Regions from separate parts of the Homo sapiens genome. Here region 1 is linked to region 2. A link is a contact called in ENCODE Hi-C or POLR2A ChIA-PET data. All regions are on one chromosome and are shown on one strand. The core of a region is the stretch at or near the end of the contact, and the rest is flanking DNA. Distances in the headings are between cores, read along the strand shown. Region 1 has its middle 150 kb from the start of VANGL1. Region 2 holds the start of CASQ2 (calsequestrin 2).

What was found. Hi-C counts contacts between places; a loop is a spot of excess contacts on that map. ChIA-PET counts read pairs that join two places held with the same protein, here RNA polymerase II (POLR2A).
Region 1: a loop to region 2 is called in a map of heart left ventricle, with 3 times the contacts of the local background. The contact joins the enhancer-like site here to the promoter of CASQ2 in region 2. A Hi-C loop is called at or near these places in 1 of 168 maps with a recorded cell type or tissue (heart left ventricle). POLR2A ChIA-PET finds 5 or more read pairs at or near these places in 1 of 52 experiments (BJ).

The regions. Positions count from the first base shown.
Region 1 is chr1:115,493,473-115,498,569 of GRCh38, forward strand. No RefSeq gene overlaps it. Among named protein-coding and RNA genes, the nearest start is that of VANGL1, 150 kb to the right of the region's middle. Within about 2 kb of position 3,804, at least 3 of the 41 ENCODE cell types and tissues checked have a DNase peak (open chromatin) inside an H3K27ac peak, as active enhancers do.
Region 2 is chr1:115,766,918-115,772,009 of GRCh38, forward strand. It overlaps CASQ2 (calsequestrin 2), which reads right to left and starts at 1,797. Exons shown (of 11, transcript NM_001232.4): 1 at 1,391-1,797. The coding sequence starts at 1,624. RefSeq lists an enhancer at 4,850-5,092.

The DNA.
Region 1 (5,097 bases), core at 2,554-5,053, 270 kb before region 2:
CTCAGCTACTCGGGAGGCTGAGACAGGAGAATTGCTTGAACCCTGGAGATGGAGTTTGCAGTGAGTTGAGATCATGCCACTGCACTCCAGCTTGGGTGACAGAGTGAGACCCTGTCTCTAAATAAATAAATAAATAAATAAATTTGTTTAAAAAATAGAATTAATCTTACTGGTTTCTTTTTTTACTTTTTAATGTGACTACTGAAAGATTTAAAACCACACATGTGGTTTGCATTATATGTCTGTGGGACGATGTGGCACTGGAACATCTCCCTTTGAGCTTTGCTGGACATTTCTACCCACACTCATCCCCTAGCAGTACCTCCTGCTGGGCACTGGGGCTTAACTATCTTGGGGAGCATGTCTCCTGAGGCCCCCAAAGGCTCATGCTAGTCTCCAGCTCAGTGCCAAGTAACAAAGAAAATGGCTCCTGGCGACCAGCCAAGCTGGCTGGGAGGTGTCAGTTGGTTCGCCAGGGCCTGATACCCACCAAATAACCCTGCTAGGGCCTACTGACCAGACAGGGCCCTTCCTGTCTCGCAGGCGTTTGACTCAACTACAGGCATCTTCTCTAGGCCTACTTGTTGCTGGAGAGGCAACAGTCCAGGTATGATGGGTCCCTTCCAGAGCAGGGGCAAGAGTCCTGGGGCACCTCTTTGCCTCCCTCTTCCCTTCCCTAAGCATAGGCCTGTTTGAGAGAGCAGCTCCTGCCCCTGCCCTTCACAGCCTTGAGGGAGCCAAGGTCCCAGCTTGCCATGGCTCACTTGGATGGGGTTCTCTCTGCCAGGCATGTCAACAGCAGGCTTAGAACCCTGGCATCCCAGCTCTCCATCCCAGAGCAGGAAGCAGAAGCCACATGTGATGAACTAAATAGAAGGAAAAAGGGAAGTAGGTGGAGGGTAGGGGGGCTGTTTTGCAGCCCCTGCTGTGTCACTGGGCAGTCGGGTGCCCCTGCACAGGTTCCTTCACCTCTGCAGCTTTGGCTGTAAAATGAGGGGTATTGGAGTGTCAACGGAGCAGAATTTGGAAAATTCACAGGCTTTTAGGGCTAACAAATTTAGGTTCAAATTCCTGCCTTGTCATTGACTGATGTGTGTGACCTTGGGCAAGTTAACTAACCTCTCTGAGCCTCTGTCTCCTCATCTATATAACTGGCACAATAACCTATAACTCACAGGTGTCCCTAGGATTAAATAAAAAAGGGTGAGCATCCAATATGTTGTTGCCCTATGAATCCTGGGAACTAATGAACAGCAGATCAGGGCTGGCTGTCTGGGCAGCCAGATGCCCCAGGAGCCTATGTCCTGGGCTCTAACTTGGCCTGGGAAGGGCACCCCCCAGGGCTCTCCAGCATCACAATGATGATGGCTCACACTCCCAGGGTGGCTCTCCATTTCATAGCCACCCCACCCAGCACACCCCAAAGCACAACCTGAGGCCCCACCTAAGAGAGATAGGGTCTTCTCTCCCCTCAGGATCCATTTGCCCTCTTCGTGTTGCTTTCCACGGGCTCCCAAGTCTCCTGCCTGTACCCCCTCATCACAGGCCCACAGACTGAGGGCTCAGTCTCCTGCCCACAAACACAGGCTCATGCCGCAAATGTGGATGACCACAAAATGCTTGAACATATGTGCACCTTTACATGTATGCACATCAGCATTCACATGTTTTCTCATGACAGATCTCAGTAAGCACTCTAGGTGGGCTATACACACATGTGTGCAAACGCTTACACACAAAGCCATGCCATGCCCTTAGCAGACCTGGCACCGGCAAGGTTGAAGGCTACACTGGGCCCTTGGAGAGCTGCCCAGGTATGCTGCTCCCAGCTTTATCTGAAGAGCTGCCCCCAGGTGTGCTGGTCCTGGCAGGGCCTGGGGAAGGGGCTGTGTGCTCCTGGCAGGGTCACGTAGGTATAGAAGGGACAGGCTGGGAGAGAGCTGATGGTCTGAGGAAACACAGAGAGGGGGATTACAGGTCTTTGCTCCAAGACAGGGCAGCAAAAGTAGTGTCAAGACTGGAAGTCTTGCAAATCACACCAAGATAAAACAGACCATCTTATTCTTTGTGTAGCCTCTGAACCGGGTCTCTAGAGTCAGGTGGTTGGCAGAAAAGTCTCTGGGATCAGATAGATCTTTGAGTGCTCCCTCTGCCCATTAACGCAATCTTGGGCAAATGACTTAACCTCTCTGAGCCCCAATTTCCTCCTCAGTGAAACAGGAATAAGAAAACCAAATATATAGCAAATGAGTATTCCTAACATCCCAAAGCCTATCAGATGCGCCTGTTTCACATTCTCATGGCGTTTGTACATTCTCGCACACATTTACATGCATAATTTATTTCTGACTCACCCATTAGGCTGAGCTCCTACCCCACCCCACCCAGGGCACTGTGGAAATAGATCTGTTTTGCTCATCATTATAGCCCCAGCGTCTAGCACAGTTCCTGGAGCTTAGTAGGTGCTCATGGACCAAGAGAGTAGCATATAATTCAGCAGCATAGCACAAGACAGACCTGGATGCAGTCGGTGATGGCTGCTATTATTGTCATTATTAGAGAGGTGCTGCTCTCTGAGAATTATTTCCACACCCTCACCTCCCACAATCAGTTCTCCTCGACTGCCTCTTCCTTGCATCTAAGCTCTTCCTATGGGTGACCCAAATGCCCCCAGTAGCAAAGCTAGCCCACTTCCTTTCATTTTTGCCCTGGGACAGATGAGGAGCAGTTTCTACACTTTCAGGGCTTAAAGACCCCATTGAGGTCCTCCCTAAGTCTCTTTCTTTCCAGAGATTAAAAACTTCTCAAATTCTTTTATTCCTTCCTTACAAAACATGTCCCATGCTTCTTCAATTACCCTGTGGTTTCTCTGGAGGTTTTAAGATCAGTAGCCATAAGCTCCCCTCTCCCCAGGTGCCCAGAAACCAAAGGGCCTTCAGCCCACAGGAGATGTGTTATTGGGTTCCCCTAGTTCCCAGCCCAGTCTGATGCTCCTGGCTCTGTCCAGAGGCCACAAGCCCACAGGACACCCCAGCCCGCCTCCAGCTTATTGGAAGTTCTCCTGTGCCCCAACCTGCTCAGTCTGGTCCCCACTTTTAAGGCAGAGTGTCTAGAGTTGTATGAGATCAAATCGGACAATCTTAGAGCCAAAACAGACCAACCTTGCTCCTTGTATAAACTCAGAAACTGAGACCCACAGATGTCAAGTTCATGGGACTAGTTTTGGCAGTGCTGCTTCAGGACTGGAGAGATGGCCTCAACCAGCTGGGACACAGAACAGCCTGGAGGCCCTGCCGCCAGTTCTGCCCTCCCTTCTTGCTTGAACCCATCTCACAGACCCTCTGCCTTTCTGCTTTCTTCTTGGCCTTAACTCACCTGGGCCTCAGTAAGAGGTGAAGACCCCTAAGAGGAAGGGCTCTGACCATCTTCAACCTTGATTTGATGTCTGGTTATGTCCATAGGGCCCTGAGTCTTTGGGGCCCTGGTATGCCCTAAATCCAGTGCCTAGAACAATGTAGAGAGAAGCCTGCCCTCCATAGAGGGCCAGTGATGCTGGCTCTTACATGACAAAGACTGTGGTGCTGGCCCTCTCCCTTTCCCCCTCCCCCAGCCAACCCTCTCCCAGGCCCTCTGACCCCATGCACCCACCCACCCACAGGAGCACATCCACTGTGCCTGTTTCTACCCAAAACAAATCATCAACTCCTTCCTCTCCTAATCAGTCAATAGGCCTGTTGGTTTGAAATAAAAAGAGTTTCACCTTCAGCACTGCCCCCACTCAAAAAAACGTCTAGATCCAGATAAAGATAAATTCCAGTCACTGAAGCATAACAAGTGACTCAGACTCAAGGGGATGGGCAGACACTCCAATCACCCAGGAAATTCCGAGGGTTTAGTTACCTCCCAGGAACTGGACAGAGGCTGGTAAAGTTAATTCTGCTCTATACAGGGCACTCCTAGCCTTTGGACATGGTTCTTATATATGCCTAAGATTTGCAGGAGCCAGTGTGGTGGAGGGATAGGATACCTAACTCGATTTCCCAATACGTTTGACCATTAATATCAGCCAACAGAATCTTCATAACAATGCCGGTGTTCTACCATATTGCAGTATGGTAGGTGTCACCTGAAAAATAAGAGTCTAGATATGAGCACATTACTAGAGTTTCATTCAGTCATTAATAATTAGTCCAGTCTATCATCATATCATATGACCCAAATGTCTCCCAGAACAAGGCCACTCAGGTTTGCAGGCTTCCATTCAGCCTCATCAGGCTCCAAAAAAAAGGAGTGGTCTCCACAGTACATGGCTTCACCCTTTCAGGCACCTGGAATAACTAACCTGAGACAGTACCACCTTTTGCTCCAGTCTTCTCAATATATTAATGTAATATTAGATTTCCCTCATTATATAACCTGTTTATTTATTTCTTTACCCCCATCTACTCCTTCTCTCCACTTACAGCCAAACATTTCCACCTTGGTGAGGGACATTAGGTTAGGCCACTGTGCTGGTCTAGATTGCTGGCAGCAATACTGGTCTAGGAAGTGGTCTTCCTCAGTCCACCAGTCACAGGCTCTGGGGTCCCCAGACCACCCTCTCTTCTGACCAGCTGGTTTCAAATTAAGGGGTTCCCACTACACTCTCAGGTCTGATAATTTGCTAGAACAACTCACTGAACTCAGGAGTTCTACTTACAGTTACACTTTTATTGTAGGAAAAGAATACAAATCAGAGCCGGCCAAAGGGAGAGACATATAGGGCAAGCTCTGTAAGGGTCCTAAACGCAAAGCAGCTGTGTCCCTGGTGGGGAAAATGTACCACTTTCAACCCAGGTTTTCATAGGCAGTGATGTCCACTGCCCCTTCTGGACCAGTGTGTCAGCACCTGGGGCACCGCAGGCCTCTGTACTGCTTAGCTTGACCATCCTTGGTCTCCCGTGTCATTGCTGGCATGTCTCTGACCACCACTGCTGGGCTATACTTGTGAACAGACCCCTGCCCAACCTGGTTACCCTCCATTACTAGGCCATAAAGCACGACCTCCTCATGGTCACTCCTCCAGGCTCTGGTAAATTCCCTGGGGGAGTGGGCAGA
Region 2 (5,092 bases), core at 547-3,046:
GAAGGATGATAGAAAGATATTTCTTTTTTAAAAAAAATTAGAATCAGAAATGAATGTCCTTGCCTGTACTGGCCACCCAAAGGCATTCTTTTGGAGTTCTAGGCTAACTGGACAGCGATGAGCATATAGGGGAGAATCCTTATGCCTTCAATTAAGTTTTCATAACAATGTCTCTTGATAACTGAGTATGGCAGTTTGAGATGGAGATATAATGTAAGTGTTGGTTTCATGTGCTAAGCAGCAGCTAAGTTCTATGTCTCGTTCTTTTCCAGCCTGTGATTTGCTCATTTCTATAAAATAAAGTCTTAATAACTATCCCTGCTTTCTCTTTTCTTGCAACCCACAGAGAGAACTGAAATTCCACATTCAGCACCCAAGGTTGGAGATATACTTTTGATGTATTTGGGATAGTTTTGCTGGATTTTATTACAGTCAATTTTTCAATTTGAAAAAATTCAAATCCACATGGGTTTTATATGATAATCCTATTAAACTATTTCATCAACCTGAGTTCTCTGATTGTGCTGGTTAATAAACTGTAATTCTCAAATATCCCTTTCACAGGTTTGCGCCTGGGCTAGGCGTGGAGACTGATGAGGCATCTTGGTGCCCACTAGCATTCTTGGCACCCTCAGGCCCTCTTAAAGTGTAAGCCATCTTAAGCTGTCCAGGAGGAGCTGCAGGAATAGTTTCTGGGGCACTCGCAAAGGATTAGAAAATGGGCCCCAGTGCCAGGTTACAAACAGGCAGGCCATGTAATGCGGATAAAATAAGAACTGACTTCAGCTCTGCCCTAAAGTCACACCAAGAACTTTCTGAGAAAAAAAATCACATAAATGAATATGCTGCTCAGAAGATCTGCACACAACTACATTCTGTAATGCTGACTGACGCAAAACAAGAGAGAGGAAAGTCATTTAGTGATATTCTCCGTCTGACCCCCAGAGAGACGCAAGGTCAAGTAACTCTGGTCTCTCCAGGATCATGGGGAGATTTGAGGGAGCAAAGTGGGCACACTGAATGAAATCCACAAGTAGTCCCTGGATTTCATTTCAGCCAACAGTTTTAACAATAGTTTCTACATTCTATCTGGGAAACAATGGCTGGGACAAGGGCCCTTGAAAAGTCAAGGGGGCCATAAAGACTTTACATCAGACCCATCGTAGTGTAGCACGTTTGGTCCTCTTCATTTGAAGAGTTAGGACCCACCCCTCATTGTTCACACATCCCAGCTGTGTGACAAGGGCATCTGATTCACGTGAGGCCAAAATAAAGCAGAGTTCAGTATATATTCTCTGCATCCTCGTTCCCATATCCCAACCCCTGGCCAAAGGCATTCCCTCGGCACCTCACTGAGGCAGCGCAGACAGCATGCCCTTTGGTTACTTACCTCAAGCACGATTTCTTTCAGTTGGAACTGTTTTTGCGTGACCTTATCTGAAGACACCGGCTCATGGTAGTAGAGGCAAAGCAAGTCATATTTCTTTAAAACCTGCTTGAAGTTCTTCTCGGAAAGACTTACCACTCGGTCCTTCCCATCATATGTGGGGAAATTAAGCCCCTCTTCTGCCCTGCAAGAGGACAGAAAATAAATCCCCACAATAAACAAGTGAGTTCTCTTCATTTGGGAAAACTTTTGTTTCTCGTTCCCAAATATGCTGTGTGCAGAATAGAGGACAGAAGACTGTTAGAGGCCTTGTTGAGCCAAGGAGAGAGCAGACAGGCTGATTTTCTCTCTTCTTTGCCCTTCCTGGGGCTGAAAAGTGACTCTTCACCTCCTTGGGTCCAGCCAGCTCTGGAATCGTGGGCTCAGGACAAAGAGCAGAGGCACACACACACACACACGCACGCACGCACGCACGCATGAGAGTAGAAAAACAGCCAAGCTAGGGAGGCTGGGAGGCCAAGCCCCAGATACCTTACATAGCTCTGCTCAGCCTCTGTCTCATTAGGAACTCCATTTTTAGGATGCAGTTGTTTCAGGCTAAAAATAAATCATGCAATGAATAAAAAAGTTAGATACGACACTGTAGAGGGATTCGCTGATACAGTCTGTCCGACTGGTGAAGAGGGAAGAGGCAGAAGGAAAAAGACAAGAATGTACACGCATGAAATAAGGAGGCTAGAAAGGTCAAAGAAGAGAAAGAAACTCGAGAGGGAGAGAGATAAGGGACTATGGTGCCAATAAGCAAATGGAGAGTTCAAACATACGGAATGACACTCATACATTACTGAATTGTTAAATCACCCCAGGGTGGTAACTCAGCCTGTCCCCTCACGGTGGTTGTTCATCCTCTGTTCCTCACTGCAACATGGAACAAAATGGAGCCCCGAGGTAGACTTCTTCATGTTCTACTCCTGTCTTTTTCTGCCTTCCCTCCTCTCTTCTTAAAAATCCTCTGCCAGCCACTGGGCGAGGGGTGCAGGGACACCCTGCTGAACCCAGCTGACACCAGAAGAACCTGTCCTCATTAAACTAAAATGAAACAAGGTTCACAGTTCAAATCCCTACTCTGCCTTTTAACAGCTAATGAACTTTGGAGGGTCACTTGCCCTCTCTGATTCTCAGTTCCCCTCTATGTAAAGTGGGGCTGATAATAACCATAAAGTTTCAAACACATAGATGAAAAAGCATGGCACAAAATAGGTGCTCAAAAATAGTAGCTATTATACTTACTTCTCATTGGAGCTGGTGGAACATTGGTTATATAATGGATATTTGTCTGTTTCTAATATGAATGGTTTGTGAACCCTTTCTTGTCCATTTTCTCCTTGAATCCAGTAGGCAATTGGGGCAAAAGGGATCAGGGCTCATCCTACCGCTGAGCTAACAGCAACTTGTCTGAGTTTGCAGCATTTCTAACTGCCGGAGCAAGAATCCAACCCTGCCTCAAAGCTGCTGCTCCTGGCTGTTTTGCCTCTGACTCTGGGTGATTCCCTTGCAGACACCCCTTTTCTTAAGTACCTTCTTGACCATCTCTTCCAGTCCAACCCTAGTCCAGTCATGTCTCTCCACTCTTCAAAGGCATCTAGGGCATTCATGATTCTGACCAAGTTTTTGTTCTCCTTCAGTTATAAATCAGCTTTGGAAAGACAGAGTACTCTGTCATGCACAGCTTCTGCAGGGGCTAGAAGGCAAAGAGAAGATCCGTGGCCTCTCTGAGTAAAGCAAGGCTCCCCTGCAGTCAGACGGCCTTACACTGAGAGTCAGGCTGATAAGGGGTTGTCTTGATGCTACACTCTCATGTGCAGAAAGTTGGGGCCTTGAAGAACCCATCACTAAAACCCTTGACGGTATTCCGTTCTTTCTAATGGTGTAGTCTCTAAGTTTTCAAAAGATGGAGCCAAGAATATCCATTCTAAGGTGCACTTAGCTTTCCAAGTCAGTGGCAAGCATGCAAGATCTCTGCTTTCTTTAGGAAATTTAAGGGGAAAAAGATTTCCGAGTGAAACAATGTGTGTCTTGTCTTTTTGAGGTCAGCCTCCCCAGACTGTTCCCAGTTGTCTCGATCTCACTGGGTTACCTTTATTTAGAATTTGCTCCACTTTTCTTAATATGTAAGTAGGTTTTTTTTAACTGTTACTGAAAAATTGGAAGCTATTTAAAGTCAGAGTCTTTTAATTTCCTTCTGACTTATAATTGACAAAACTATAAGGGAAAAGAAATAATTTTTTAAACTTTAGTTTAGCCTTCAACTCTGGTTTACTACAAAAAGCCCGAGCTGTGGAAAGTTCCTGCCCCTAGATCATGGACTCGATTTGGGCCAGGCAGCCCAGCCCTGAGGACATGCAGCCACTGACATATGCTGTGGTGATCAGGTTTCCCCCAAGCATCCATGGTAGATATGAGGTCTACATTCATGCCCCACTCTCAGCAAAAGGTAGGTTTTCATAGTTTACATTTAACGTACCAGGCTTATTTTCTGTCTGCCTTTCATTTTCCTATTTTTGTTTTTCCTCTGTCTTATTGCTCACCAACTTTAATTTTTTTTTTTTTTTTTTTTTTTTGAGATGGAGTTTCGCTCTTGTCGCCCAGGCTGGAGTGCAATGGCGCGATCTCGGCTCACCACAATCTCCGCCTCCCAGGTTCAAGCCATTCTTCTGCCTCAGCCTCCCGAGTAGCTGGGATTACAGGCACGTGCCATCACGCCTGGCTAATTTTGTATTTTTATTAGATACGAGGTTTCTCCATGTTGGTCAGGCTGGTCTTGAACTCCCAATCTCGGGTGATCCGCCTGCCTTAGCCTCCCAAAGTGCTAGGATTACAGGTGTGAGCCACCAGGTCCAGCCAATTCATTTATTTTTTAAACAAAGAATGCTTCACACATTTCTGAGTCAACCTTACATCCTGCAAATCAGCTGTTTTGTTCCAGCTTTAGCTGCGCCCCAAGCCAATGTGTCATGTACTTCTAGTTTATGTGGTTGTGCTGAAATGTGTGCATTTTTATGTGCCATTAGTAGGTACTTTTTGTTTTGTTTTTAAACAAGAAGGGGTAGAACAAAACACACAAATCAATACAAATAAATGTTTATTGTTGTCACAATATATGCCGTAGGCCCCTTGTTTTGCTAACCATTTCCAGTCCTTCACTGTGAGTGGCCGCCAACTACAGTCCCTTAATCTAACCTAGCTCATTTACTTTGTTTATTCTTGACAGGTGGCAGAATGATTTTTCTCTCAGACCATTTTATCTACAAAGAGAAACGTATGTGCTCACGCCTCCCTTCGAAGGTCTGCAGGTCTCCATTTGGGCGCCTCTGAGGTGCCTCAGAGAAAGAACCGCCCCCAGAAAGGCAGGAGACCTGCGTTCCGCCTGCCTGTGTGATTAGGTCAGGAGCCCTGAGGCTCGGGCCCTAGCACTTCCAATTTGTGAAAGAGGGTTAGAGTCACCAAGCTCCTAAGGCCCCCTTTCTGGCTCTAAGATGTTAAAATCTGTTATAAGATTTTCTTTTACCAGGATAGGCCTCAGCCCAACACACAGTGTGATGAAGTCTGATGAGTGTTAGCTGCGGAGGAGGGTTTTGATGGGCGTGACTCCGGACGAGTCCAAGCTTGCCTCTTCTCCAAGGCAAAGATCGCCTACAATGTCAC